Linked DNA regions of Homo sapiens: region 2 is linked to region 1. A link is a loop called in an ENCODE intact Hi-C map of the cell type or tissue named here. Cell type or tissue: PC-9. All regions are shown on one strand. Links, peaks and the distances in the headings refer to the core of each region. The heading gives the core; the rest is flanking DNA. Region 1 overlaps SH3GLB1 (SH3 domain containing GRB2 like, endophilin B1). Region 2 overlaps HS2ST1 (heparan sulfate 2-O-sulfotransferase 1).

Region 1 (15,920 bases), core at 3,992-11,991:
ATTCACTGGCAGTGACCGCAGAAAGTTTCTGAGGCAATTAGGTTAGGAGTGTGAGCTGGGATAGAAGGCCTGTCTTCACTAGCAGGTAGAAAGAAGAGGATTGACTGTGGATGTGTCTCTGGAGATTCTAAAACATACACAGGCGAGGGGAATCCTCCACTTGCTGATGATCGGACAGGCCACGGCTCAGCGACATTGTGTTTCAGGGTGTTAATGTGAATAATTTTGTGCCCATTTATACTCTCAGTTTGATGAAAACTTCAATGCAGCAGTCATGTACAATTTAATCCATGAATCAGTGCCAGCACTGTGGCCTCTTAACTCCGCTTTGGTGTTGATGTCTCAGTGCTCTCTTTATGAGTGCTTCTTTATGAGTAGCTGTCTCCTGAGCAACCAGCATGTTTCTATATGTGAACAGTCAATCTGAAGCCAGATCATACATCTTTCTTTGGTTCTCAGAAATCTGGGTCAGATTTGTCATTCACAAATATCAATTGATCAAGATCTTCTATTATACATTTTCTCATGTAAATTTTTTGAAAGAAGGGAGAGGGAGAATGTATAGAAATGGAAAAAAGGAAGGGTGGAAAAGAGGCAGAGAAAAGGAGAAAGGAAGGAAATTTAGCCCATTTTACAGAAGACATCTATATAGAAAAGCTCAACAATGGAAATACCCCCATCCAACCTTGATGTGACTGACCCTAAATTTGAAGTATAGATGTGGCCAGCAAAAGTCCATGCTGTAACAAATTACTGTTTTGTAAAGTATGAGTCAGTGATGAGCACCGTAAAATTAACCAGAGCCAATGAAGTAATAACCATGATGATAGATTCTGGGGATTACTCTCCAAGAAAAGTAGATATGTGCTTTCTGTAATATTGGTGTCCTAAACAGCCAATGTTTCTTAGGGCAAATACACATAATAGCACCAAATTTGAATCATTAATAGATTTTTTTGCAAATACAATGCTGCAAGCAAGCTATGAGCTTGCCAAAACTCAGCTTTAGGTGTGCTAGGTGTCAGGGGACACAAAATCCTGTCCTTCAAGTTGGCAAGTAATTGTGATCCAAGGCAAAATGCATGTGATAGTTGTGTGTGTGTATGCAATTCTGCCTGCGGAATCCAGAATCTCTTCATGGAGGAATGAGAGTTTGAGCTTATTCTTGACAAATGAGGATCTTCAGGTGAAGCTGAACACAAGAAAATACATAGAAAAGGCAAGCAGGTATCAAAATGCCTGGTTGTTGGGAACTGCCTACTACAGCTCAAGCTTCAGAGAACTTTACTAGAACATGAGACTGAGCAGAAACATGTGCCCTAAACCCTGGTGCATCAGACTCTCAGAAAAGTTGCTTATAATGGTAGTCCATCTCACCTCCAATTAGCTATTCGTCTTGTTCTCGTAAGCCTGAAGCTTCCTGTATAGCCTTCCTTACTTACAACCCCCTTAAGTCCTCTTACTACTCATTCTTTATTGGTTGAGCAGTTTGAGTTATAATCAACAGATGTTAATTTAAATTTATTATGGTTCATCCAAATATTAAAATGGGTTGGTCTGTGGGGTTTTGCTATGATGACTGCAGCTCAACCCTGGGACATCTATCTTTTTGAATACTGCTGAGCAACTTTTATAATTCAGATACTTCTTTAAATACATTTCTCTCACTATGGATGAATCAATTCTGTGATCTCCAGTCCTGGAGATGCTACTGAGACTTAGCTAATTAACAATACTGTTACTGAGCTGAGTCACCTGTCCTATGTCAGGCTCTCACATAGAGGTACAGCCCCCCGAAGCACTGAGATCAGCTGTGGGCCAAGGGTGGGGGAGTATCAGAAGGGGCAGTTTGGCAAGGTTTACCACTTAAAAAGACTGTGATTACCACTTTCGTACACTGTTGTTAAGCATGGTAATGTTGAAATCTTCCACTGTACATCTTGTCTGAGAGTTTTATCTGGTTACATTACTTGAATACCTGACTGGAAAAAATGAGCCAGATTCCATAAGAATGAGGATTGCGTAGGTATAAGGATATACAAGACAATGCTCATTCACTGTGACAGCTTTCAAGGAAGATTTTCTTTGGCAATGGCAGTGATATTTACTCCAGAGGTTGACAATAGCAAATGCTCTAACATGCTCATCTATAAATCCTAGTAAGCCATAATATTATCCACTAGGTGCCAGCCACTCTTCATAATATGGTTAATCCTTTCAATGCTACAAGGTAGGTTTATAGTATTCTAATTCTAGAGATGAGTAAGCAGGCTCAAAGTGGGAGAGGTTTAATGACTGACAAAAGGCCAGGAAAACAAGTGGGAGAGCCACTGTTCTGCCTACCTTCCAAAATCCTACTTTCCCCACTACGGCTACATTCCCTAAATCCATCAACAGTACACCTGCATCAAAGATACCTCAAGATTCAAGTCTACTTAAGATTGTTCTTCTACTGTCTTTGCAAATGTCAGAAAGGTAATAATGCTTCCAGGAGACTGAATAAAAGCAAGAGGCAACTAGTACTACAAACATTTCCAAAGTAATACAAAATATATGATAAAGAGGGAAGAACAGTAAATGAATGTCATAATTTAAGAAACATTTAAGACTGGACTTTAATTTTGCAGGATCTTTTTATCTCCCTCTTACCCTTTATTTTTAAACCAAAGACTCCAAGAACATTCTAGTTGGAAGCCCTCCAAAAGAAACAGTATTCTCTCATATACTGCTGATAAAAGTATAAATTGCTTAGAGTTTTCTAGGGGGCAACATGGCAGTAACAAAAGCTTTTAAAAACTGGCATACCCTCTTCACTAGCAATTCCACTTCAAAGCATTTATCGTGAGAAAATATGAACACATACGAGATTTAGCAACACAATGTTCTTTAAAGCACTTTATTAATGAAAGTTGGAAACCTAAAAATTGAACAGTAGTTTAATAAAATGTGGCACATATGATGGAATATCATGCAGCCATTAAGAGATGTAGAAATATACTTGACACAGCAAGACAGTCATGGTATTGTTGAGTGAAAAAAAGTTACAAAACAGTATGTACACTTTGATCCCATTAAAAATATCTATAAATGCACAGAAAAGTCTGGAAGGCCATATACTTAAATAACAGTGGTTCTCCCTGGATGATGGAATTATCAGTGATTTTTCTTTCTCACTGAATCTTTTTTCTTTTTGCCAACAGGGCTATGACTTGTATTATAAAAAAGCATTAACAATTCTTTAAAAAGTGTCCTTTGAAGTAAGAATGAGAGCAGAACTTAGCAATCTAAGAGGCACAGGGATGTACACATGGTTTCTGATACTGTTTTAACGGTTTGTCAAGGTGTTTTGATGTTAGTCACCAATTAAAAGGCACTGTGTTGAGTGAAAACGTGGATGGTGGTAGTGCTTACTTTAGACTAAGCAATCCATTCCTAGAAACCTTCCACAGCAAACAAGTACTGGCATTCTAAGCAATACTTCCCACTATGATATCCTTATACCTTCCTACCCACTTGTAATACAGCCCAGAAGTTTCCCCTACATGGACAGGGCACTGTTGTTGGTTAAGGGTTACAGAAGGCAGAGAGGATTTTTCAAGTGATGTCAGAGAATAGGCCTGAAGGTGAAATGAATGTTCTCTTAGTTCTATTGCAGTGGTTCTCAAGCTTAGAGTGCAACAGTATTACTCAAACAGCTTTTACAACAGATTGCTGGGCTCCACTCTCAGAGTTTGATTCAGTAGGTCTCTGAAAAGGCTTATAAATTTGCATTTTTCTTTCATTCAACAAAAATTTATTGAGTTCATACTATGTCCTAGATCTTGTGCTAAGAGTTGGGAATGTAACTGCCATCAAAAGAATTATAGTTTTTATCTCAGGGAGCCTACATTCTAGAGTGACAGATATACACTAAACAAATAAATTATAAAAATAACTATAATTACAATGACTACTGCTAGAACACAATTAAGATTAGAAGACTCAGTTTTTGTCTTAAAATATTTAAAAAGCTGTCACATGGAAGACTGATTCCATGAGCCCTTGAAAACAAAAAATAAGTAAAAATGAAGGTAGAAAGTTCTTGAAAATAGTAATCAGCATTTTAAACAAGTCTCCAGGAGATGCCAATATTGCCGGTCTGGGGTCTCACACTTTGCCAATCACTGCTCTACTGAGTAGACATTTTTTCTTTCCTTGAGACAAGAGTCTTATTCTATCACCCAGGTTGGAGTGCAGTGGTGCAATCTTGGCTCACTGTAGCCTCTGCCTCTGGGGTTCAAGTGATTCTCCTGCCTCAGCCTCCCGAGTAGCTGGAATTACAGGTGCACGCCACCATGCCCGGCTAATTTTTATATTTTCAGTAGAGACAGGGTTTCCCCATGTTGGCCAGGCTGGTCTCGAACTCCTGACCTCAGATGATCCACCCGCCTCAGCCTCCAAAGTGCTGGGATTACAGGCATGAGCCACGGCACCCAGCCCTGAGTAGACTTTCTAATGAGCGTAATATGGGAGAAAGGGCAGGGGTGGTTGTGGAACTCTCTCTCCAGCGTTTGAGACTCACATGAGGTAAAAGCCACTTCATCTTATCTGGAGGTCTTGAGGCAAAGTTGGCTATAGGCTAAACTATGAAGCTATCTCTCCATTACAGCACCTCACTGAAGCTTAAAGTGCTAAATAGTAGGGCAATATTTCAGAATTTCAGGTGTTTGGGAGATAGGGAAGGAATTTTTCTGGAATTCTGTCAGCATGGAGGTGAGTGGGGCCTCTATGGGTAAACAAGTCTGTGGGTTTTTGCCTTGCCCTCCATTGTCTTCTCCACTCCACAGTTTATCCCAGAAATGTTTCCCCAACACTAGCTTCCCAGTCTCACTTTGTTCTTTGTTCAGGGGGAGGATAACAGGAGACTATGAAGATGACTCTACCCCACTGGTGATCCTGGCCTCAGGATTTATTTCCCATGTGACGCAGAGTGAGGAGGCACATTCCCATTTTTGAGACCTCATTTCTTGCAACATCAATTTTTCTGATTAGCACCATAAAAAGTTTTAACACCATGACCGTTTAGGTTAGATTACTTTGAGGAAAAAGGTAGACACAATCCAATCACTTTTTTTTTCATTTATAGAAGAGCCTACAATTATTTTAGTTTTTCATTCATATGTGCATCCTTCACATGTCACTATACTTTCAGATTAAGCTCAGTGGCACAGAGCTTATTTAAACAATTCTGAACTGCACCATGAATTAATAGGCTTCCCAAGCTTTTTCTTCCACGCCCAAGAAACTTCAGGCCTTTACCTGAGTAAAAACTAAACTTGACTTTAAAATAAGCCAAAACCAAAATAAAACCCAAACAACCAAACCCCATTAAAATAAAAAGCAATAAACCTAAGAACAAGCATATATATTGTGGTGGTTCTGTGGTAGACAAACGTACCAGAAGCCTTTGAAGCTTAACATTATTGAAGGTTTCTGTACATTACTGGGTAACTAAAATCAACTTTCACTTGATGGAAAGCTGAAAGTTCTGAAAAATGATTTATACTGACTGTGGGAAGGTTAAACCTGGGGTCTGATTTAAAGAGGGTGGAGGATAGGATTGATAGAGAGAAAACAGAGCCCAGATGTAAAAGAGGTATCTCTGGTGCACAGTGATATGCAAGGCCTATAGACTTGGTAGGTCAGGATGCTACAGGGGCTAACAAGGGGAAACTGATATTTACAGGATGTGTTTACTATGTGCCAAGCCTTTCCCTGAAAGGCACCTGAAATACAAGATAACATTTGCTAATCCTCACAACCACCCTATGGTGTCATAATTATTGTCCTCATTTTACTGGTAAGGAAAAGGCAGTTATACATCTCATTTGAAGCTTAAAGAGCACAATATGTGAGGAAGACTGGATTTGAACCCAGGACCATTTCACTCCATTACCGATATTCTTTCCCCTGTATTACTACATTTCCCATAAACCTAATTCATAGTTGCTGTTTAAGTCGATCTGAAGTTTTGGTATGATCTTTCAAAGCCTAAATCTGGACTTATAAAACACAATAGATGGTACTCTAGGCTGTAGAACTTCCTTTCTGAGGGGAGAGAAAATTTCATTTACTTGGTTTTACAGAAAACTGACCAGCTTGAGCAGCTTTTCAGGGTTTCTTTAAGAATATGGCAATTGAGAGTGAGTCAAAACATCTTGTACAACTATAAAACTGCAGAAGAATTTGTCTCATGGCACAGAAATAAAAGGGTAACTACTACTTTTAAAGTTTAGACTGTGAGTTAAATTGTCAACATGTTTACCAAGTTCTTATTAGGAGCTCTTAACACAAAATTTTAAAACGGTGTTTAAGTATTCATTTTTTTAAAAGTACCAAAAAGTATCATTTTAATAGCTTAACATTCCCTCAATAAATGAACTATACTTTTGTACTTCATGCTTAAGTTAGAGTAAATTGCTTTAGTTGTCAGAATGTGCTATGCTATCTTGGTTACACATCTTTTTATCTGGAACAGTTCTTCCCCAGACCCTCTCTCACTCCCAAAACTGGAGTTACATGACTCCCAAATACAGTACCTTGTATTTTCCCCATCACACCACGAATCCTACTATAGGATAATTGCTTAATTTTCTGTATCCTTTAATGGTCTTTAAGCTCTGCAGGGGCAAGAACTGTGTGCATATTGTTCAGGACAGTATCCCCAGTTGACCAGCACAGTATCTGGCCCTCAACAAATGTTTGTTGAATGAATGAATTAGAACAGAAGTCTTAACATGGAAACAATGATTTATAGCAATGGCCCCAACAGCAATTTTCTAGCTTCCAATGTGTCACTAATAATTTCATTAGTATGTGTTTCATAAGCAGAGATCCTCATCAAGATAGCCTGTGTTCATTAATAAATTTTCAATGTTTTAATAGTAAGCTCAGAGTGACCCAATTTATTTTGTTCGTATACAATTTATAATGTAGTTGCATTATTCCGTATTTGTATACAAATCTGCTGTTCAATAAGAACACATTCTCTTTACTGTACCACAGTACAGTAAATGGATCCAATCCCAATTATGCATTAAATTGTGCCAACTGAATAATCTTAAAAACTTTATGTTTAATGAAGTAAATTTGTCCTAGATTTTCTAGAACCTTAACTACAAATTTATCAGAGAAATACGGTATTGCTTTTCAAGAACTAGTTGTTCTTAAATTTAAAAGAAACCATTCAGTAGTGTTTAAAAAACCAAACAACTCTGAAAATAACCCATCAAAACATAATATTAAAATCATTTGATTTCTGTTGGAAAACCAGGTAAACATAGTTTAAATGCGTTTTTGTCTATGAAAGCATTCAGAAAATTCTACTTTTCACAAAAGAGGTTTATATCCTACAGCTCTTTTTAAGACCGAAAGTTTAAAATAAATTTTAATTTTATTCTTTGGCTATTATTTATACCTAATAAATGAGTCGCTGATATCAATTCACAATAGATTTATTTTACATAAAAGAAAAAGCTTGCTGTTAATGAAAAATCCAGTAGAAAACAGTTCTGCTTTAAGTTGAGGCTCAAAAGTAGAAGCTGCTTATTAGTGAAACCTCAATAAAAAGAGAATTTTGTAAGAAAACATTCTTGGCATGAAAGCTCTAACATAAATTCTGTAATGAAATATTTACCATGCAACTTTATTGGCAGAAAGGCCAGTTTCTGATGGCTGGTATTTTCAGTCTCTTAACACATTAACATGGAAGATACTTAACCTGCTTTATTTAGAGTTAATTGTATATAAATACAAAGTCATGATGGGCAACCTTTCCATAGTCCACCTACTTAATTGAGCAGTTCTAAGTAGGTAATTGGCACCTTGCCCTTCTGGTTTCCCCTTTCCCCCATTAGCCAGTCTGAATCCATTCCAACAACACTGAACACAGTGATCACCTGCAAAATAAAATACTTCCAGTTATTAACTACATTAAAAAAATAAACAAGTAGAAAACCAATCAGATTTGTATTTAATTTGTTTAAATTATTCACCAAAAGGACTTTAAACGTTATTATCAATTGTGCTGAAAAACAAAGGATTTATTTATTATTATTAGTTTTTTGAGGCAGGGTCTCACTCTGTTGCCCAGGCTGTAGTGCAGCAGCATGATCACGGCTCACTGCAGCCTTGACCTTTCGTGTTCAAACGATCCTCCCACCTTAGCCTCCTGAGTAGCTGGGACTACAGGCGCACACCACCATGCCCAGCTAATTTTTCATATTTTTTGTAGAGATGAGGTGTCGCTATGTTGCCCAGGCTGGTCTTGAACTCCTGGCCTCAAGTGATCCCACTGCCTTGGCCTCCCAAAAGTGCTGAGATTACAGGTGTAAGCCACCATGTCTGGCCTAGATAAAGGATCTTATTGGAGGGAGTTTTATACATCTTCAAGTTATTTGGCAGTTAAAAGTTTTAAATATTTCTATGATATTCTATTAAAGAATATTAATTAAAATTTTATGTTAATATAACTATCTGTAATCTATGAAACCATTTCCAAATAACTAATGAGGAATTTGCATTTTGTTATAATATTAGAAGGTATGTCAATTCGTGATATATTTTCCTTCTCATACCCACAATACTCACCTCATCTGCCAGAAGTGATAATTCAGTACTGTTTGCTGCATCATAATCATAGAGAACCCTGGCCTTTCTGCTGCCACTACACTCCTTAAGGTCACTGAGGTTGGAAGGAGAGGTGATTACTAGGCCACTTGTTGAAGCCATGGCAGAAGAACCAATCGCATTTGGTAAAACTGATGGTACAGGTGTCACAGAAGTCTGATTGTTGTTACTAAGATAATTGGATGGAAAACTGTTGAAAAGAAAGCAGCGAATTATTTATTTCCAAGTGACTAAAGCTCCTTAATACCACCACTCGGTGGCGCTGTTTACTTTCTACCAACCTTCACATTGGAAAAGATTTATAGATATTAATAATACGTTAATGACAAAGTATATCTATCTTCCTTTTCCCTCTTGGGCCAATTATACTAGAGACAATTCAGGTGGTATTCAAATATAAATCCTTGAAAGTCTGTTTCAAAACTGTCCTTATAATATTAACTTAAAATTAATGGCTATACTTTTTTCCCCAAAAAACTTCCATTAGAATGTTTTCTTAATCTTTTCTTTATAAATTACTAAATAAAAATATTGATGAAAAACTACTTAAATATTAGATACTACAAGTATGAGGCTTTCTTAATTTAATTCTTTGAGAAATATTTGAATAACTAAACCTTTTTTTCATAAACTGGTCCAATCACATTTTCCTATTCAAATAAAATATTTATTGTCATTTACATGTAAGTATTATTTACTTGTATCTACATGTTCAGCATGACTATGAGAAGCAGAAGACGTAAGATGAAATGATACTATTCCCTTAAGGACATACACATAGTGAGAAGGTAGACATTCAAATAATATGACTGCTAATTATCTCAATGAAATTGAAGACTCAATGGTAGAATAGGACAAATTTTACAAGTTCATTTGTGCTATTTTTTAGAAAAATTTTCTATTAGAAATTAGTGATTTTTGTGATTAATGTGCTCATAAATAATTTGAAGATAATTAGAATTTTCAGTTTATTTTAAGGCTAGTTTCCCCAATAATACCAAATATAAAACAGTACAAAATAGCTGGTCTGACATCATTCTAATTCAACCATTTCTAAGCTAAAAAATGATCTACAAAAATTCAAAGTTTTAATAAATTCATTAAACTAGAAAAGTCCTCTTTTCTCTTCACGAGCACTATACCATCTGGAAATCATTTCAGTCATCAGCAAAATTCCCTGTATCCTTAACCTCTTCTCTAAACCTTCCCTTCATCCTCCAGTGCTAGCGTTTATCTCCCATACTCCTCTTTTATCACTGAACCTAGAGGTCAATGGAGGAGTCTTATGTTCTTCATCACTGTTTTTAGACTCTTTTCCCTAAACAATTCTAGCCAATCCTTCAACTTCATGTTATTCAACTATAGCACATCATCTTTTCCTCCCACATTATCATATTTTATCATATTACATTTTATCATATTATCTTTCCTTCCCATATTACATTTTCTCCATCTATTGTATCATTCCCAACTCTTTAAAAAAAGAGATACCCAGTATCTCTTACTGCAATCACCTACAGATGCCTCATTCCCTTACTTTCATTTCTAGAAGATTTTATCACCTGGCTCACTGACATTATCTCTTACTTAATTCTTGGTGACTTTAATATCCAAATGGACAATTCTTCCAACCCTTTAGCCTCTTAGATCCTCGAACTCTTCTCTTCTAGTGACTTCATACCTGATCCTAGTTCAGCCACCTATTCCCACAGTCACATCTAGATCTTACCAATTCCAGTAACCACAACCCTTCCAATAATAATAGTTTCTACTATCCCATTCTTTGACCATCGCCTTTTTCTTTCAAGTGCTCTCACATCAACAAGCCTACCAGGGTCTATGATCCTACCAACACCTTCTTCATGTCCATAGTTAATTATTATAATAACTCTTAGATATGCTCTCATTTCTTATGCCACTCACTTCATTGTACTGATTTGGTAAAAACCTATTTACCTATTCAGTATCCATGCATCTACTTTAACAGGAGAAACACAGAAAAGCTTTGTTTTACATTCAATTTATGACTAGGAACCTCAAGTGGGTCCACATGCCACCTGGCAATGATACTACATTTCTCTACTCCATTCACTTTCACTTTCATTCCCCTGATGACTATTTCATACCCTCTTGCCCATCCTCAAAATTTCAGCAGTTCTCCCCATAACCATTACACTCAGTTGATGAGCTTGCTTCCTTTTAACTGAGAGGAAAAAAGAACAATCAGGAACTCCTTTTTTTTTTTTTGATACAGGAGTTCATTCCTTTTGCCCAGGCTGTAGTGCAGTGGTTCAATCTTGGCTCACTGCAACCTCTGCTTCCTGGGCTTAAGCAAGCAATTCTCTCGCCTCAGCTTCCTGAGTAGCTGGGACTACAGACATGCACCTCCACACCCAGTTAATTTTTGTATTTTTTTGTAGAGACAGCGTTTCACCATATTGACCAGGCTAATCTCAAACTCCTGAGCTCAAGTGATCTGCCCACCTTGATCTCCCAAAGTGCTGGGATTACAGGCATGAGCCACTGCGCCTGGCCAGGAAACTCTTTAATGAGCTGTCTATGCTCCTGATGCTAATTCCTCCATATGTGCACAAAATCTCATCCTTTTTTGCCTCTCTAGGGTATCACTCTAGCAATTCTTCCCTTTCCCTCCCACATTATCATATTTTCTCCACCTAGTGTATCATTCCCATCAGCTTACAAACATGCCCTTATTTCTCCTATCTTAAAAAACAAGCAAAAAATTGCTAGACCCCACTTTCTCCTCCGACTACTGCCTCATTCCTCTGTTCCCCTTTACACCAAAACCCCTTGAAAGATTTACGTATTCTTACGGTCACAATTCCTCTCCTCCGAGTCTCTTATATTACAAACATTACTTTGCGCCTACTGTTTCACCAAAACTACTCGTCAAGGTTAGCAATGACTTTAATGTTCCTAAATCCAATGGTCAATTCGTAGTCCTCTCACTTGACCTAGGCAGTGACCATTCTCTCCCACTTTCACACATGTTCACTTGACTTCCAGGCCATACTCTTAGTTTCCATTTTACCTCACTGCCTCACTCGTTATCATCTTCCTTGCCTCGTTCCTCAACTCTCTATGCTAGAGTACTTCAGGGATCAGTCCTTGATCCTCTCCTTTTCTCTATACTTACTCCTTTGAGGGTTTATCTAGTCTCACAGATTTAAATATCTTTGATATGCTGACAACTCTCTAATTATCTAATTCACCCTGCCCCCAATCCAAGTCCAGACCTGCATATCCTAAAATTGGATACCTCCACTTAAATGTTTAAGAGACATCTCAAACTTAACATATTTAAAACTGGGCTTCTAATATAACTGACATACTTCCCAGACCTCCATCCCTGAAATCTTTGCCTCCTCTGGCATTCCCCATTTTAACTATCTACAACTCCCCATTCTTTCAGTTACTTAGGTCAAAAACTTGCAGATGGACGTGGTGGCTCACGCCTATAATCCCAGCACTTTGAGAGGCTGAGGCGGGCAGATAGCCTGAGGCCAGGAGTTCAAGACCAGCCTGGCTAACATGGTGAAACCCCTTTTCTACTAAAAATGCAAAAAATTAGCTGGGCATGGTGGCGCACACCTGTAATCCTAGCTACTTGGGAGGCTGAGGCAGGAGAATCTCTTGAACCCGGGAGGCAGAGGTTGCAGTGAGCCGAAGTTGCGCCATTGTACTCCACCTTGGACTGGAAGAGTGAAACTCTGTCTCTAAAACAAAACAAAACAAAACCTTGCAATAATTCTTGACCTCTTTGTGTCCAATATACATACAGTCTGTCAAGCAAATCCTTCTGGCTTTAAGTCTAAAATACACCCACAGTCACGCCTGTAATCCCAGCACTTTGGGAGGCCGAGGCGGGCAGATCACAAGGTCAGGAGATCGAGACCATCCTGGCTAACACGGTGAAACCCTGTCTCTACTAAAAATACAAAAAATTAGCTGGGTGTGGTGGTGGGTGCCTGTAGTCCCCGCTACTCGGGTGGCTGAGGCAGGAGAATGGCATAAACCCAGATGGAGGAGCTTGCAGTGAGCCGAGATTGCGCCACTGCACTCCAGCCTGGGCAACAGAGCAAGACTCTGTCTCAAAAAAACAAAACAAAACAAAACAAAACAAACAAACAAAAAACAAACAACACCCACAGGCCCACAGGACCTGACCACTTCCATCCTACCTACCACAATTACCCTGATCCAAGCCACTGCCATCTTCTGACTGAATTACTGACTACATTATTGCAATAAGTTTGAAACAGATCAGTCAGCTTCCACCCAACACCTATCCTCAACGTGGCAGCCAGAATGATTCTGTTAAAGCCTAAAATTATGTCACTCTTCAGCTCAAAATTTCCAAAGGCGCCTCATCTCTGAGTAAAGACCAAAGTCGAAGCCCTATATGTTTTGGCTCCCCGTTTCCTCTACTCGTCTCTAGCCAAGCCCTCCTTGCTGTTCCTTGACCATACCAGCTATGTCATGCCCTCAGGGTTTTTGTACTTGCTGCACCCTCTACCTGGAGCATCTTCTCTCAGATGCCTGCATGTGTGCTTTCTCACGTCTTTCTCTACTCCCATCAAAGTAGTTTCCTGCTATATTTTCCGGTACACCATTTTCACCTTCTAATATACTATATAATTTATATACATATTGCTTTTCTGCTCCCTTCTGCCCCCATATAGAATGTAGATTCCAGGAAGGCAGGAATTTTGATTATTTTATTTATATACTATATCCCCCACATCTGGAACAGTACATTTTAAAAATGAAAAGCAAATGTTTCTCTGATGGATAAAGGGTGAAATAGTTTTAAATATAGCTTTTCCTCTCTAAAATTAAGACCACCTGTCCTAGTATCCTTTCCTCAGTGAACTCGGTTCTTCAGTAGGGATTAAATACATACATTTCTGAAGATAAGAAAAAGCTCTATTTATATGAATATGTATATACACATGGCTTTTTTAGTTCTCTAACCATATTTTACTTCCAAATCTACTAGTATGATTTTAGCCTTTGATTAGCCACTGAAGTGTACCTATGTCAATTTTGCAGAGTTAAAGATTTAAAAAATGAACTGAAAGGCCATTTTTACCTTCTAAGAACTTTTATTGATACGTTAAAAAATCATAGCAATTACTCATTCTATAAAAATGTCAATTAAGCCACTGGAGCTTGAAATGCAAAAGCCTTCCAATTATTAAAAAAATTGCTAATCTTGTGACTAGTACTTCTGCTTTCTCATCTTTAAAATATGGATAATAATAGTACCTACCTCATTTGGTGGTGAGGATTATAAAGTTAATAATACACATGAGGTGTCTGGAAGAGCACCTATGCACAACTTAAGCTCAACCAAAGTGATGGCTGTTATTCAGTTACTTCTACTACCTGTTGGTACTGTTATTGCAACTATTAACAATACAATCTGGTTCTCTTCTTCATAAATAGTTTTTGAATGTGTTAGTGTGAAGCTGGATGATTTGTCAAGTTCTATATTTGAATATTTCTATGTATTATCTTAAAAAGCATAACCTGCAACAAATTAAAGAGATAAAACTTCCTCCAATGTCATTGGTCATTAGCAATAATATAATTGAGGGTGGAGAGACAAGCTAGACTTTCTTTTCTAGAATAGTAGCACTGGTTTTACTTTGTATTGCTGGAGCTTATCTCAAAGAGCAGTAATAACGCAACAACTGGATTTTGTTTAAATGGCCAAGTCCTAAGCATAGTGTGGCTTTAAGTAGAATGCGAGTATAAGCAACCCCTATGCCGCACTTCCAGAGTTTCAGGATAAAGTGGAAAAAAGTACTAAGGCTTCTTGGGCTTAAAATAGTTATAATGATGTGAAGATAAAGTGCTGTTCTGCCTTGAGATATTAACACCACTAATAAAACCTCAAATATATAGTTATGTAAATGCTCCTGTATATTCTATTAAAATAACTAATGATTAGGCTACCATTCATTTTTGAGGTTCAAAATTGGTTTCATGGACGTGCTCAATTTTATTCTAGGCCAAGTTTTGAAGTGTTAATGTGCAGAAACAAACACCAAAGTGACTTTATTTACCTTATTCCTTGAAACGATTTTTTGATATTCATCCTTCAAATGCTACATATCGCTCCCCTGCTTTAATGGTTCCTCAATATATAAATTCCAAACTCCTTACAACAACTTACTTTAAAAGCCATTCATGGTATGACCCTGCTTAACTCCTCTAGATTCATCTACCATTCCATTCTTGAACACTATGCTCCAGCCTGAATGGACTACTATCAGTTCCCCGAACTTTCCCTACTCTCTTTCTTCTGGCTTTTTTATAAACATATTCTTCCTTGCTTAGAATATTCATCCCTGTCCCTTTCTTCATCTAGATTATTCCTACCAAGATAACTTCACCTGGGAAACTCTGCTAGATGTACCTCAGTCACAGTTAGATGCCTTCACAATACCAGGCACCTTCTGCTTTTCTGCCTACCACATGGCCTGTCTACCAACGGCTTGCTTTGTATTTCTACCTAGGCTAAGTGTTGTGAGAGCAGAGACCATGTTTGCCCTAAACATTATTTTATTTTCAGTGTCACCTTATAATGTGAGCTCCATAAAGGCAAGCATCTTTGCCTGTTTTGTTTGCTGATATTACCCCACAATATGTAACAGTGCTTGGCACATGGCAGATAGTCAATAAATACGTGATGAATGAGTGATTGAGCTTTGTGTTTTACATACTGTCATTTTGCTTTGAAGTATATTAACATACTCAAAATAATCACATCGGTAGATATGAGGTCTTACGAAATATTCTAAAACTTTTTTTCAATATAGTAAACAGATGAGTAATGAATAAGTATAAATTAGTTTATCTTTAAGGGTAACTGTCAATTTAATTATATCTTCCTCAACCAATAGCAAAAAGTATTCAGTAGCAGGAGAAAAGTGAACTTGAAACACTTTTAACCTTACAGCACTGAAAAGGTATTCACTTTTTCTCATCCCTGTTAACATGCCTCTGTGCCAGAAAAGCTCAAAATATTCTGTTACCTCAGAAAACTGATAATTACTTTCCTTAAAAAAAAGAAACTATTTCTAAGAAAGCTAGTAAGAACCTTTAATTGCTCTAATCTTCATCCTTAGTATTAGTTCATAAGCAAAAATCTGAATTTCTCCTCTTTACATGTGAAAAGTAAATTATCACCTTCCCAGTTGTTTCTGGAGGTCCAACATATACTG
Region 2 (15,920 bases), core at 4,036-12,035, 220 kb before region 1:
TCTGTGAGGTAATTTGAGGCCCAACAAAGGTAAGCAACTTGCACAACTTCACAGGACTCCAAGATTAGAATTTAGGGTTTGAAATCAGATCTGTCTAATGCCAAGGCCTACTATTAGGTGATACTACAAGATTTACATCTTGTTCATTTTCGCATCCCTAGCGTTTTTCATTTTAGCATACTTGATCATTGAATGATAAAATGAATTTAAGGAAACTGATCTAAACTTGATCCAAAAAAAAGGAAAGATTGATTTTGAATGATAAATCCATAGATCTTGGTAATTAGTTAGATTTAAAAAAAAAAAAGACCATAAATTTACACAAATTAAAAAAAAAATTTAAGAACAAAGAAAGATCCTTAGATTTTATCTGCATAGTCTCAAAGTGTCTCCCAAGAAATGTATTAACTGCAAATGGAAAGATAGCTTTACAGTGGAGAAACCCAGCAGAAACCACCTTAACAAGTGATCAAGGTTGCTATCACCAGTAAAGAAGACATACATCGTGAACCCCATGACAAAAGACATATTGTTTCTGTGATATTGTTGTCAAATATGCATAACTCTGGCCCAATCATGAGAGCACATTGTACAAACTCAAAGTGTAGCCATAGAAGACAAAAAGTCTGCAGAACTATTATAGACTGCAGAATAAAGACAACTAAATCTAATGTGCAATCCTGGATTATATCCTGATCAGAAGAAAGGCATTAGAAGAAAAACACGTGGAATTCAAATAAGGCCTGCAGTTAATAACATATATGTCAACCTCCTAGTTTGAATAACTGTCCCATGGTTATGCAAAATGTTAACATTAGATGAAACTGTGTAAGGAACACAGTAGTCCCAGCACCCTATCCCCAGGGGATGCGCCCCAAGACCCCCAGTGGATGCTTGAAACTGCAAACAATATTGAACACTACATATGTACTAAGTTTTATCCTATACATACCTATGATTAAGTTTAATTTACAAATTAGGCACAATAAGAGATTAACAGCAACAATAATAAAATAGCCAGGTGTGGTGGTTCTTGGCTGTAATCCCAGCTACTTGGGGCTGAGCCAGGAGGATGGCTTGAGCCCTAGAGTTCAAGGCTACAGTGAGCTATGATTACACCACTGCACTCCAGCCTGGGCGATAGAATGAGACCTCCATCTCTTAAAAAAAAATAATTATTAAATAGATTATAATAACATTGTAATACAAGCCATGTGAATGTTCTCTCTCTCCCTCTCAAAATATTTTATTATACTGTACTCATCAATTTTCAGACCAAGGTTGACCTTGGCTAACTGAAACTAGAGAAAGTGAAACCTAGGATGAAGGAGGTATGTATATATGTAAACACAAAACGTTTTTTAAAAGGGGTCCTTAAAAATTTTTCTGAAACATTAACAACTCATAACCTTGCAACTGCAATAATGAATGCACTTAAACCAATCTTATGATGAAACTCTATGGTTAATTGTTGTAAAATTTAAATCATGCCAACTTTTACTGAACATCTTCTCTATGTAAATCAGTATAGAATGTGGTGACATAGTGATTCATTTAATAAACAAGTTATGACAAGTATAAAAAGTTGAAGGTTAAACTATTGAAAGAGCTAGTTCAAAACACAAAGCCAGTAATTCTGAAGAGTGATAGTTTTCATATCTTCTGAGATCAGAATACTTTTGCATTTTTTTTTTCTTTCAAGAATGAAGACTTCAACCTCGGTCAGAATATTAATACGTATTAACATTATAACCTCTTGTTGCACAAAATTCCTACAAATTCTTGATCAAAAACATGATGCAATGAAATAAAATTTTCAAGTCCTAACCAAACATAATGCAGTATATATGATAGATATACACTACAAGGGACTCTGTTTTGTTCAGAACAAAACTTTCTGCTGTGAAATGCTCATTTCCCTACTCTAAGATTGGACGTGTAAAGAAGCTATCACTTTTATTCAAATTCCACATCTTCATAGCCAATCTGTTAGATATAAGACTAGACATCTAACCATCTGACCTAAGCTGAGTACATAATAAAACCCCACCCTAGGTCCAATTTATATATTGGTTAGGGTTTTTTGGCTTAAAACAAATTTAAGAAATTAAAAATAAGAGTAAGAAGGAGGTGGTCCGTTTTATTGGAAAGACTGGAAGGATGCTTGGGTAGCTCACAGAACTGAAGAAATAACTAAACCGCCAAGGTTTTTTTTTGTTTTGTTTTGTTTTGTTTTGTTTTTTAAATAATGACAGGAATCAGAGGAGTTCTATAGGCCTTAACAGCACTAATGTATAGACCTTCCCTCTTGGATGCCACTATTTCCATGTCTAGCCAATTTAATTTCTTTGTTTGAGCAGAAACTTTATCTGAATTTTCCATCATTGTATCTCTAGCAACCAAACATGTAACAGGCCTTCAATAAATACTTGCTGACTGAATGAACTAATAAAATTAGTCAATAAAGTAATTCCTGAGTGAGAAAATCAAATTGGCCTAGCTTATTTCAGATATCTATCCCTAGATAATCAACTGATCTGGCATCAGTAGAAGACATTTTGGGGCCTTTTCCGTAAAAGAGAACTTGTCAATTGTGCTAACTGGCATCTATTATATATATAAATATTAAAATATTTGACCTGTAAATTATTTGTCATATCAAATGGAGTTTTCATGTACATTTTAAGTCCTCTAGATTTGCATTTCTGTACCACCCTTAAATTATTTCTATAATTTTTTCTCATAAATAATAAACAAAGGCCATGTGTGAACCAAAATAACTTTAAATGTGGACATTCACTCATGCCATCACCGGAAAAATTAAATAAAAATTACAGGCAGGGCACAGTGGCTCATGCCTGCAATCCCAGCACTTTGGGAGGCCAAGGAGGGTGGATCACTTGAGGTCAGGTGTTCGAGACCAGCCTGGCCAACATGGTGAAACCCCATTTCAAAACAAAAATTTGCCAAGCATGGTGGTGCACGCCTGTAGTCCCAGCAACTTGGGAGGCTGAGGCACAACAATCACTTGAACCCGGGAGGTGGAGGCTGCAGTGATCTGAGATCATGCCACTGCACTCCAGCCTGGGCAACTGAGCAAGACTCTGTCTCAAAAAAAAAATTATAAATTAAAATTATGCTTAAAATCTTTTAATTTATATTTCATTAAGCAGATTTTTCATTCAGTTTTTTTATTCACAACTGACCTATACTTCTTGTGGATTCTTCCCAGCACTGTTATGGCTTACAGAGGAAACTATTTTAATCATGTTTATTTGCATTAATACATTATTACTTGTAAAATGTGCATTGTTAGGATGAATAACCAAAACAAAATAAAATCATTCTGTTATAAAATGTTAAAGTTGTCTCTTTAACTAAATACTCATTTTTTTTTTTTTTTTGAGATGGAGTTTCACTCTTGTTGCCCAGGCTGGAGTGCAATGGCGCGATCTTGACTCACCGCGATCTCTGCCTCCCAGGTTCAAGTGATTCTCCTGCCTCAGCCCCCCGAGTAGCTGGGATTACAGGCATGTGCCACCACGCCTGGCTAATTTTGTATATTTAGTAGAGACGAGGTTTCTCCACGTTGGTCAGGCTGGTCTCGAACTCCTGACTTCAGGTGAACCACCTGCCTCGGCCTCCCAAAGTGCTGGGATTACAGGCGTGAGCCACCGCACCCGGCCCCAACTAAATACTCTTAATTAAAATATTTTATATAACTCAGTCTTATCAGTAAACAAGTTACTGCTAAAAGTAAAAAGCCAACTCTTAATTAAGATATTTTATATAACTTAATTAAAATATTTAAATTATTTTATACTTAATTAAAATATTTTATATAACTCAGTCTTGTCAGTAAACAAGTTACAGCTAGAAGTAAAAAGCCAACTCCAAATTGTTTTTATAAATTTGTAAAATTAACTCTTCTACTTCATATGATCATAATTCTAAGTTTCAGTAACATCTATACAACTGTGTTTATGTGTTTTAATGTGTAACATTATTATGAAAGTCTAGCTCTTAGAAAACCATTAGATCATTCCAACCTTCACGCTGAAATGAATTACATGAAATTAGCTGAGAAGGAATGACTTCTGCTGCAATTCCACACAGGCACGTGCGCACACACACACACACGTTTATAAAGCTACTTCCATAAGTCACAAGTAGAGAAAAAGGCTCAATAAACAAGTTAAAAATGTGTGCTTCAGAAAGAAAAGGGCATAGAAAGAAAATGTATCCTTAAATCCAAATTGAGGTTTCAGAAGAACCCTAACCAGGGACTTATAACTGAGGTTAGAACTAAGAAGTAAAATTTTAAACCTGAAAGGCAATTTTAAGCCTGAAAGATTAATGTAATTTTAAGAACAGGCTTTTAAATGAAAACCTCTGTAGGTAAAGTATTAAGATAAAGTATTAAGTATGAAAAGTAACACTTTATATTTAGTACATACTTTGACATGCATATATGTCAAGAAATCATATATTTGTAGCAACCTTACTTACATGGAATTGGTACAAAGAATAACTTCATGAAAATATTTTTATTCAATTCTTTCAGCAAAGAAAAACAATTCCGTTTTCTACACTACTCAGCTGAATGGTACTAATGATTCATCTTATGTCTCCACACAAATATGAGAGAATAAAATTAGTTTACAACATTCATTTTTAACAGAGTTAAATTCCCAAAAATATGATTTCTTGGCATCTTAAATCTAGCAGCATGAAGCTTTTTTTTTTAAACAAATGATTAAAGTAAAGACGTTTAAACCGTCTACAATAATAGAGAAAGTTAGAAGAACCACTTATGAGGACTGGAGGCTGGGTGTGCTGGCTCATGCCTGTAATCCACCACTTAGGAAGGCGGAGGTAGGAGGAATGCTTGAGGCCAGGAGTCCCGAGACCAGCCTGGGCAATATAGTGAGACCTCATTTCTACAAAAAGTCAAAAAAACAGCTGGGCCTGGTGGCATACACCTGTAGTCCCAGCTACTCGGGAGGCTGAGGTGGGAGAATCACTTGAGCCTGGAGGGTTCAACTGTGCCACTGCACTCTAGCCTGGGTAACAGAGTGAGACCTCGCTCAAAAAAAAAAGGATTGGAGAAATAAGTAATCCAAAGATTACCTAAGCCAAAACCACACAAAACTCAAGACTTCAAAAACTGTGTTACCAAATACATATATATGCTTTGGATATCATGCAAAGCCTACATCTAAATAAATAAATCCCACATCAAAGGAAATATAGTGCAAATCAGCAAAACAAATAATCATCAGAATGTACAGACAACCCACAGAATGGGAGAAAATAATTGCCAACTATGCATCTGACAAAGTACTAGTATCCACAATCTCCAAGGAACTCAAAGAAATCAGTAAGAAGAAAACAAATAATCCCATCAATAAGTGGGCAAACGACATTTTTGAAAAGAAGATATACAAATGGCCAAAAAACATATGAAACGCTGCTCAACATCACTAATCATCAGGGAAATGCAAATTAACACCGCAATGAGATATCACCTTATTCCTGAAGGAATGGCCATTAAAAAGTCATAAAACAATACATGTTGGCATGGATGTGGTGAAAACAGAAACTTACACCCTGCTGGTGCAGATGTTAATTAGTGCAGCCTCTATGGAAAACAGTACGGAGATTCCTTAAAGAACTAAAAGTAGGTCTACCATTCAATCCAGCAATCCCACTACTGGATATCTACCTAAAGGAAAAGAAGTCATTATATGAAAAAGACGCAGGCACATAAATGTTTGTTGCAGCACAATTCACAACTGCAAAGGTATGGAACCAACCTAAGTGCCCAATGACCAATGAGTGGATAAACAAAATGTGGTATATATACACCATGGAATGCTACTCAGACATAAAATGGAACAGAATAATGTCTTCTGCAGCAACTTGGATGGAACTGGAAGCCATTATTCTAAGTGAAGTAACTCAGGAATGGACAACCAAATACCCTATGTTCTCACTTATAAGTAGGAGCTACATTATGAGTATGCAAAACCAATCAGGGTGATGTAATGGACTTTGGAGACTCAGTAGGGGGAGAAGGGGAGGGGAATGTGGAATAAAAGACTACATATTGGGTACAATGTACACTACTTTGGTGAGAGGCAAACTAAAATCTCAGAATTCACCACGATATAATCCACCCATGTAACCAAAAACCACCTGTACCCCAAAAGCTCTTGAAATTTTTAAAAATTAAAAAATAAGAAATATAGTACAAATGGTTACATAATAAAGAGCTAGTTAATACGCCACTTTTAGAAACTAAAGATCCTAATACTCCTTCAAAGACTAAATAAGCCGGGCATGGTGGCTGTAATCCCACCTGTAATCCCAGCACTTTGGGAGGCCAAGGTGGGCAGATCACCTGAGGTCAGGAGTTCGAGACCAGCCTGACCAACATGGAGAAACCCCATCTCTACTAAAAATGCAAAACCGGCTGGGCATGGTGGCATATGCCTGTAATCCCAGCTACTCAGGAGGCTGATGCAGGAGAATCGCTTAAACCTGGGAGGCAGAGGTTGCAGTGAGCTGAGATCGCACCATTGCACTCCAGCCTGGGCAACAAGAGCGAAATTCCGCCTCAAAAAAAAAAAAGGAATGCACTCTATTATTTTTTTAAATGACCCAAACTAAAGTTTAGTAAGAGAGATTTGTATCATGGGTCAAAATGTTAAAAACAAAGTAGCTGCAACAGTATTCTTAACAAAATAATTAACAAACAAAAAGCATTATTAAAAAGATGATAAATTGGGCATGGTAGCATGTGCTGGTAATCTACCAGCTACTCAAGAGGTTTCAATGGTTAGGATCATTTGAGCCCAAGAGTTCAAGATCAGCCTGGGCTGTAAGACCTCTACCTCAAACAAACAAACAAAACAGGATGATTACAAATTGTATCTACTAACAAACTGTATTCAACAAGTTCATATTAAAGTTTTATTTCCCATCACGTTTCTAATCCAACTAAGAAATAATATCGTATGAATGCTTTACAAGTTTCAGAAAGTAAAAAAGTAAAACTTAGAAAGAACATTCCATAAAATTAGAGACTCCAATTTAAGAGCAATGCCCCCTAACCCTAACTGTTATAAATATTGTTCAGAATTCAGGTGGCTATCACCGGAGTAGGAAAAGTACCAAAGAACAGATAGGAGGAAAGGTAGAAACACAGAAGAGAGGAAAGAGAAGCATATTGTAGTATTTACAGGGTACATCAAATAGGAGTCCAATCAAAAAAACAGAAACCTCTCCATATATTTAATAGAAGACATAGCTACTAATACAGGAAATTTTCCAGCACACATTTGGACCATGGAAGGAGGAGCTCTCTGATAAGAGCTAAAGTCACAAAGGACAAGAAGCCCCTACCAGAGAAATAGCCTTTACCAGACATGACAACCAAAAAATACCCTGGCTTCTCCCTTCTACCTGTCCTCCAATCTTCCGCTAGTATCTGTCAATGGCCAAACTCATGCAGAAGCCTGTGGCTTGGCCCTTAAAACAGAAACAGAGGAAATGAAAATTGAGAAACAGAAAACCAAACAGGCAAATGATAACACAAAGTATCTTCCCAAAATCTCTTCTGGTATTAGTAGACACTACAAAGACCTTAGATCCTATTGCTTATTCATATCATTCCTTGTATAAACTATTCTTTTCCTGAGAGGGTAGAAATACTCCTGTATTTCTAACTTTAATGCTATTTTTTAAAAATCCATTATGATATCTAAAAATGTGAGGACTATATCTAAGTAGCACAAGCCCTTCAGGATTCCAAGGGTCATTTATCCTAGTGGTTAGATCTTAATCACTGGCTAGAGATTTTAATCCCCTAAAAAAAAACCAGCCTCCCACCTCCACCCCAAGACCAATTAAATCAGAACCTCCAAAAGTGGGGCCCACACAGTGGTAGTTTTCTTAAAACTCCCCAGAGTGATTCTAATACGCAGCCAGGCTTGAGAACCACTGGTTTATCCAAAATATTGCTGGAATTTAAAGGATTAAAAACCAAAATTTGCTCAACAACACCCTAAGGTCTCAGCCAGAAGAGGGCAGCAAGGAACTATTCTGGAAGGCCACAAAAGAAAAAATAAGATGCCCTAGTACCTTAGTCCCTTAGGAGCTGTGCAGAGGGGGGAAAAGCCCACCGAGGTTCAAGAATTTTGGGATAAATGCCATGCCTCAAGTGGGAACTAATGAATGAATGGTAAGGAACCAAGCAGAGATAAGCCCCCAAGCAGGGTAAGGTGAAGGAACAAGAGAGAGCCAGTAGATGGTCAGAAAAGTACCAGGCACAAAATGCCACTCAATTGTGCTCATTTTCCAGTCATCCTGATTTCCTTAGCTAATTACTTTGTCTTACTCTATTACTGAAAGATGCATAAAATCCTTTTTGAAACAAGTCTGAAATTAAGGGGATCACTTAAAATATGACCCAGACACACCTAATCTTGGCTAGCAGATCAGTCATTTACACACATTATCAGTAATACTACAAATGTATAATGTTTAAAGGAGATCTAGAATGAGTAAACTAGTGCAAATCTACCATGACTACTAGAAAAATAGCTCTAAGCACACGGGACATCATCAGTCTTCACATATGAAGAGAGTGTATCTACTATTACTAACATTATTGCTGCTAATCACAAAACAATAAAAACAAATAAATTGAACTGTGTAACCTTTAGGAACTCAGATTGGCACTGAATCACCTGTCACTTACTCATGATAAATAAATATACATGTGTGTCTGTGTGTAGAAAGGAAGCAATTACTAAAGAATATTCTTAAAGATATTTAGCTTTAAGATTTAATAAACACAGCTCTCCCTCTCCCTCTCCCCACGGTCTCCCTCTCTTTCCAAGGTCTCCCTCTGATGCCGAGCCGAAGCTGGACTGTACTGCTGCCATCTCGGCTCACTGCAACCTCCCTGCCTGATTCTCCTGCCTCAGCCTGCCCAGTGCCTGCGATTGCAGGCGCGTGCCGCCACGCCTGACTGGTTTTCGTATTTTTTTGGTGGAGACGGGGTTTCGCTGTGTTGGCCGGGCTGGTCTCCAGCTCCTAACCGTGAGTGATCTGCCAGCCTCGGCCTCCCGAGGTGCCGGGATTGCAGACAGAGTCTCGTTCATTCAGTGCTCAATGTTGCCCAGGCTGGAGTGCGGTGGCGTGATCTCGGCTAGCTACAACCTCCACCTCCCAGCCGCCTGCCTTGGCCTCCCAAAGTGCCGAGATTGCAGCCTCTGCCTGGCCGCCACCCCGTCTGGGAAGTGAGGAGTGTCTTTGCCTGGCCGCCCATCGTCTGGGAAGTGAGGAGCGCCTCTTCCCGGCCGCCATCCCGTCTAGGAAGTGAGGAGCGTCTCTGCCCGGCTGCCCATCGTCTGAGATGTGGGGAATGCCTCTGCCCCGCCACCCCGTGTGGGATGTGAGGAGCGCCTCTGCCCGGCCGCGACCCCGTCTGGGAGGTGAGGAGCGTCTCTGCCCGGCCGCCCTGTCTGAGAAGTGAGGAGCCCCTCCGCCCGGCAGCCGACCCATTTGGGAAGTGAGGAGCGTCTCCGCCCAGCAGCCGCCCCGTCCGGGAGGTGGGGGGCAGCCCCCGCCAGGCCAGCCGCCCCGCCCGGCCAGCCACCCCGTCCGGGCGGGAGGTGGGGGGCAGCCCCCGCCCGGCCAGCCGCCCCGTCCAGGGGGGGAGGTGGGGGCCAGCCCCCACCCGGCCAGCTGCCCCGTCCGGGAGGTGGGGGGGGGGGCGCCTCTGCCTGGCCGCCCCTTCTGGGAAGTGAGAAGCCCCTCTGCCCGGCTGTCACCCCCGTCTGGGAGGTGTACCCAACAGCTCACTGAGAACGGGCCATGATGACGATGGCGGTTTTGTTGAATAGAAAAGGGGGAAACGTGGGGAAAAGATAGAGAAATCAGATTATTGCTGTGTCTGTGTAGAAAGAAGTAGACATAGGAGACTCCATTTTGTTCTGTACTAAGAAAAATTCTGCCTTGGGATGCTGTTGATCTATGACCTTACCCACAACCCGGTGCTCTCTGAAACATGTGCTGTGTCCACTCAGGGTTAAATGGATTAAGGGCAGTGCAAGATGTGCTTTGTTAAACAGATGCTTGAAGGCGGCATGCTCCTTAGGAGTCATCACCACTCCCTAATCTCAAGTACCCACGGACACAAACACTGCGGTAGGCCGCAGGATCCTCTGCCTAGGAAAACCAGAGACCTTTGTTCACTTGTTTATCTGCTGACCTTCCCTCCACTATTGTCCTATGACCCTGCCAAATCCCCCTATGCGAGAAACACCCAAGAATGATCAATTAAAAAAAAAAAATACAAAAAAAAAGATTTAATAAACACAATTTTTCTGTACCTTCTGACAGAAAAATATGAAAAAAAATTCGAACTTTCTCAGGACTTTTTGTTTTTAGCTACTAATAGAGAATTAGCCCCCTGCTTTTAGCTTATCCAAAAATAAATACAGCAATACCACCTCTTTCTATACTACCACCTTTTTCTAGGGGTTGAAGACTAGAGGAGAATCACTACCTTGGAAGAGAAGAAATCAATTATCAATTGAAGAAATCAATTATTTTCACTTATGGAACTTACTGACTTTAGGCAATGGATATATGACTTCATATCTTTTAGAGAATGCTTGGGAAAAAAATAAAACTGTATGTTCCAATCCAAAAACTTATCTACAACTACCTATAACCTATATTTACTTTGAAAAAAAAATCTTATTGTACAGACTAGCCTCTCTTTTCAATGATCATTAGGAATCTCAGAGCTGTAGTTTTGTTTTGTTGTTGTTGTTGGTTTTTGTAATTCACCTGTAAATCACAGCTGTCTAGCTGAACACAGCATCCAGGCAAGCCACGTATCTTACCCAATCATGTGTCCAAACTTCATATTTTATAATTATCTGCATTATCTCAATTTGTATTACCTTAAAACTACTTCAAGGGGAGGCTCGATTCTACAATGAAGCTCTAAAATGTGCAATGTTAGGTTACTGTTTTTGTAATTCCACAGTAAAATTCCATATATACCCTTGAGGGTAAGGATTATGCTTAATCATGATCATGCTTAAGGATCCAAGTATCTTAATCATCCGTGTACAAACTTCATATTTTATAATTATCTGTGTTATCTCAATTTGTATTACCTTAAAACTACTTCAAGGGGGAGCCTCAATTCTACAATGATGCTCTAAAATATGCAATGTTAGATTACTGTTTTTGTAATTCCACAACAAAATTCCGTACATACCCTTGAGGGTAAGGATCATGCTTAATTTATCTTTGTGTCTGTCAATATTTAGCAACATGCCACTATTGGTAATGCACACGGTCCCAACAAGATGTTTTTCCTTCTTATTTTTTTCACAATATGTATCTTACATATATTGCAATACATTAAACTAGATGTATAGAACATTTATGGCAGCATTACTTACAATACTCGAAATATGAAAATAAACCAGATGTCCATCAGTGATAAGTGGGTGAACAGTTACATACATATAATGAAATATTAGTCATAAAAAAAACTCAAATATATATACTATAACTTGGATGAATCTTGAGACCATTATGTTAAACGAAAGAAGCCACACAAAAAAGGTCACAAATTGTATGATTCCTTTTTATGATACATTCAGGACAGGCACATCCATATAGAGAAAAAGCAGATTAAAAGTTATGAGGGGACCTGCTTAGGGGGAGGTTAGGGAATGATTACCTAATGGAGTATAGGGTGTTTCTGGAGTGTGATGAAAAAATTTTGAAACTAGAAAGAGCTGTTAGTTTTGGTTGCACATTATGAATACACTAAATAACACAGAAAAGTACATTTGACAATGATTATTTGACTGTGAAGTGATTTTCACCTCAATTAAAAGAATGTATTTGAAGAAAAATATGTACAATTTAAAGACTTAGAAAATGAGTACTTAAATAACACACCACCATGATGATGGGAAATAAAACTCTTCCACCACCCTCAGAAATCTCTCAAGTGTTCCTTCTTGATTCTCCCTTCCACAGAGATAAAAACTATCCTTCCGGTAATCATTTCTTAGCTTTTCTTGTTTTATCAACAATATATTCTTATTCAAACAATATTAAACAATATAGTAAAATTTCATCATAGTATATGTTTTCCCTTGATTTCTTGTACTCACCACTGTATTTGTAATATTCATCACATCTGTAGTTCATTTTATTGCTTGTATAGTTCAAGGAATTTTTTTTTTTAATGGACAGAGTCTCACTCTGTTCACCCAGGCTGGGGTACAGTGGTGTGGTCATAGCTCACTGTAACCTCAATCTCCAAGTAGATTTTTTTTTTTTTATTAAATAGACTCTGTGCATGTCTTTTCATGGCCTGATAACTCATTTCTTTTTATGGCTAGATAATATTGCATCGTCTGGATGTACCACAGTTTGTTTATCCATTAACCTACTGAAGGACATCTTGGTTGCTTCCAAGTTTGGGCAATTACAAATAAAGTTGCTACAAACATGTATCGGCAGATTTTTATGTGGACTTAAAGTTTTCAGTTCATTTGGATAAACACCAAGGAACATGACTGCTGGATCATATGGTAAGAATATGTTTAGCTTTTAAAGAAACTGCCCAAGTGTCTTTTGAAGGTTATTATTTTGCATTCCCACCAGCAATGAATGAGAATTCCCATTACTCCACATACTCACCAGCATGTGGTATTGTCAGTGTCTGGAATTTTCATCACTCTAATAGGTGTATAGTATCTCACTGTGGTTTAAATTTGCATGTTCTCTAATGATATGTGGAAACATCTTTTGAAATGCTTGCTTGCCATCTGTATATCTTCTCCAAGGAGGTTCAGATTTTTTTGTCCATTTAATTGTGTTGTTCATTTATTATTGAGTTATAAGGGTTCTCTGAATATTTTTGGATGCCAGTTCTTTTTCAGGTATGTATTTTCCAAAGATTTTCTCCCAGTCTGTGACTTATCTCTTTAGTCCCTAAACAGTAACTTTCACAAAACGTACATATTTTATTTTAACGAAGTCCAACTTAACAACGTCTTTCTTTCATGGAGTATGCTTTTGGTGTTTTGTCTAAAAAGTTATCACCAAACCTAAGGTCACCAGATTTTCTCCTTTATTATCTTCTAGGAGTTTTACATTTTTGTGCTTAACATTAAAGGCTACAATTCACTCTGAGGTAGTTTTTGTGAAAAGTATAAAGTCTGTGTCAAGATTCTTTTTTTTTTTTTTTTTGGTGGCGTGGAGGGGAATGAGATATCCTGTTATTCCAGTGCCACTTGTGGAAAAAATTACCGTTTTTCCTTGTCTCTGCTCCTTTGTCAAGGATCAATTTACTATATTCGTGGTCTACCTATGCGCTATTTTGCTTCAATGATCTATTTATTCTTTCAACAATACCACAATGTCTTGATTACTGTGGCTTCATAAGTCTTTAAGTACAATAGTGTCAGTCTGACTTTGTTCTCCTATAATATTGTGTTGCCTAGTCTAGGTCTCTGACCAATATAAACTTTAGAATAACTTTGCTGATAGCCACAAAATAACCTGCTGCGATTCTGAATTAAATTACACTGAATCTATAGATCACGTTGGGAAGAACTTGACATCTTAACAATATTGAGTCTGCCTAAGCATGAACATGGAATATCTGTTTATTTAGATCTTCGATTTTTTATTTTTGTCATTTTCCTCATATAGATCTTGTACTGTACTTATGTTGCAAGATTTATATCTAAGGACTTTAATTTTTTTGTGCTAATATAAATGGTATTGCAACACTGCTATAGTCTTTTATTTTTTTTGGAGACAAAGTCTTGCTCTGTCACCCAGGCTGGAGAGCAGTGGCGTGATCTCAGCTCTCTGCAACATCCACCTCCCAGGTTCAAGCGATTCTCCTGCCTCAGCCTCCCGAGTAGCTGGGACTACAGACGTGCACCACCACGCCCAGCTGATTTTTGTATTTTTAGTAGAGACGGGGTTTCACCATGTTAGCCAGGCTGGTCTTAAACTCCTGACCTCAGGCAATCCGCCCACCTCTGCCTCCCAAAGTGCTGGGATTACAGGCGTGAGCCACTGCACCCAACCTGCTATAATCACTTATTAGTTCCAGAGCACTTGTGATTTGTTGGGACTTTCTACATATACCAACATGTCATTTGTGAATTAAGTTTTATTTCTTCCTTCTCAATCGGTATACCTTTTATTTTCTTTTCCTGTCTTATTGCATTAACCAGGACTTCCAGGATGATGCTGAAGAGTAGTGAGAGGGGACATATTTGCCTTTTCCCTAATCATAATAGAAAAGGATCTATGTTCTCATTAGTAAATATGATGTTAGCTGTAAGTTTTTTGTAGATTTTCTTTATCAAGTTGAGGAATTTTCCCCCATTCCTAGTTTCCTGAGAGATTTTAATCAAGAATGGATGTTGGATTTTATCAAATGCTTTTTCTGCATCTACTGATATGACCATATGATTTTTCTTATTTAGACTGTGGATGTGATCGATTACATGAATTGATTTCCACATGTTGAACCAGCCTTGCATACCTGGAATAAATCCCACTTAGCTATAGTATGTAATTCTTTTTATACATTTTTGGATTTGATTTGCTAATATTCGGTTGAGGATTTTTACATTTATATTCACAAAAGATTTTGGTCTGTAGTTTAGTTTTCCTTTCTTGTATGGTCTTCGGTATTAGGTACTCTTTGGTATTAAGAGTAATGCTGAGTTAAGAAGTATTCCCCCTGTTTCTATTTTCTGGAAGAGACTGTAGAGAACTGGTATAATTTCTTCCTTAAATGCATAGTAGAATCAGGGAGATTTTTTAAAATAAAACATTTAGCTTTTAAAGTAGAAATGTAGGTAATAATATGCATAATGTTAATTACAAAATAACACTGTAGTTGACCCTTGAACAACATGGGTTTGAACTGCACAGGTCCACTTACACAAGAATTTTCTTCCACCTTTGCCACTCCTGAGACAGCAAGACCAACTCCTCCTCTTCCTCCTCAACCTATTCAATGTGAACACAGCAAGGATGAAGACCTTTATGATGATTCACTCCCATTTAATAAACAGGAATACATTTTCTATTCCTTGTGATTTTCTTAATAACCTTTTCTCTAGCTACTTTATTGTAACAATACAGTACAGAATACACATAACATACACACAAAATTTGTGTTAAGTGGCTGTTAATGTTATCGGTGAGTCTTCCAGTCAACAGTAGGCTATCAGTAGTTAAGTTTTTTAGAAAGTCAAAAGTTACATGTGGATTTCCCACTGTGCAGCAGAGGCGCTGATGCCCCTGATCCTCTCATTGTTGAAGGGTCAACTGTAGCTACCTATATATAAACCCCTTAGCTGGGTGTGATGGCTCATGCCTGTAATCCCAGCACTTTGGGAGGCCGAGGCGGGTGGATCACCGTGGTCAGGAGTTCGAGAACAGCCTGGCCAACATGGTGAAACCCCGTCTTTACTAAAAATACAAAAATCAGCTGGATGTGGTGATGCATGCCTGTAATCCCAGCTACTCAGGAGGCTAGGCAGGAGAAACGTTGAACCCGGGAGGCAGAGTTTGCAGTGAGCTGAGAGCACACCATTGCACTCCAGCCTGGATGACTAGAATGAAACTCCATCTCAAAAAAAAAAAAAAAAAATCTAAAAAAACCTCTAATATCTTCCAGGTAATGATTTCAATACTTTAAAAATTATACCTGTGTACTATTCACAACAAAACATTATGTTTTTAACTCCCTTATTAGTACATTATTACATTTTTTTTTAAGTGAGCTCAAATGAAGTAACTTGTCATGTAGCTATGAATAAATAAAAGATCTGGTC

The links. Peaks named below come from ENCODE experiments on the same cell type or tissue, not always from the same donor. Only the 100,000 strongest peaks of a DNase experiment are listed, where the experiment ranks them.
Region 2: a loop joins it to region 1, with 2.3 times the contacts of the local background. A loop is called at or near these places in 2 of 110 quality-filtered maps.

What each region holds. Positions count from the first base shown.
Region 1 is chr1:86,735,145-86,751,064 of GRCh38, reverse strand. It overlaps SH3GLB1 (SH3 domain containing GRB2 like, endophilin B1), which reads right to left. Exons shown (of 9, transcript NM_016009.5): 7 at 15,886-15,920; 8 at 8,629-8,857; 9 at 2,881-7,937. The coding sequence ends at 7,830. Among named protein-coding and RNA genes, the nearest start is that of SH3GLB1, 39 kb to the right of the region's middle. In PC-9, for the core only: CTCF peaks have their summits at 8,723 and 8,926 (motif pointing right); no DNase peak of the experiment used is centred there.
Region 2 is chr1:86,957,610-86,973,529 of GRCh38, reverse strand. The region is part of intron 1 of HS2ST1 (heparan sulfate 2-O-sulfotransferase 1); the gene reads right to left. It overlaps LOC124904211 (a long non-coding RNA gene), which reads right to left and starts at 3,438. Exons shown (of 2, transcript XR_007066207.1): 1 at 1-3,438. In PC-9, for the core only: a CTCF peak has its summit at 8,071 (motif pointing right); no DNase peak of the experiment used is centred there.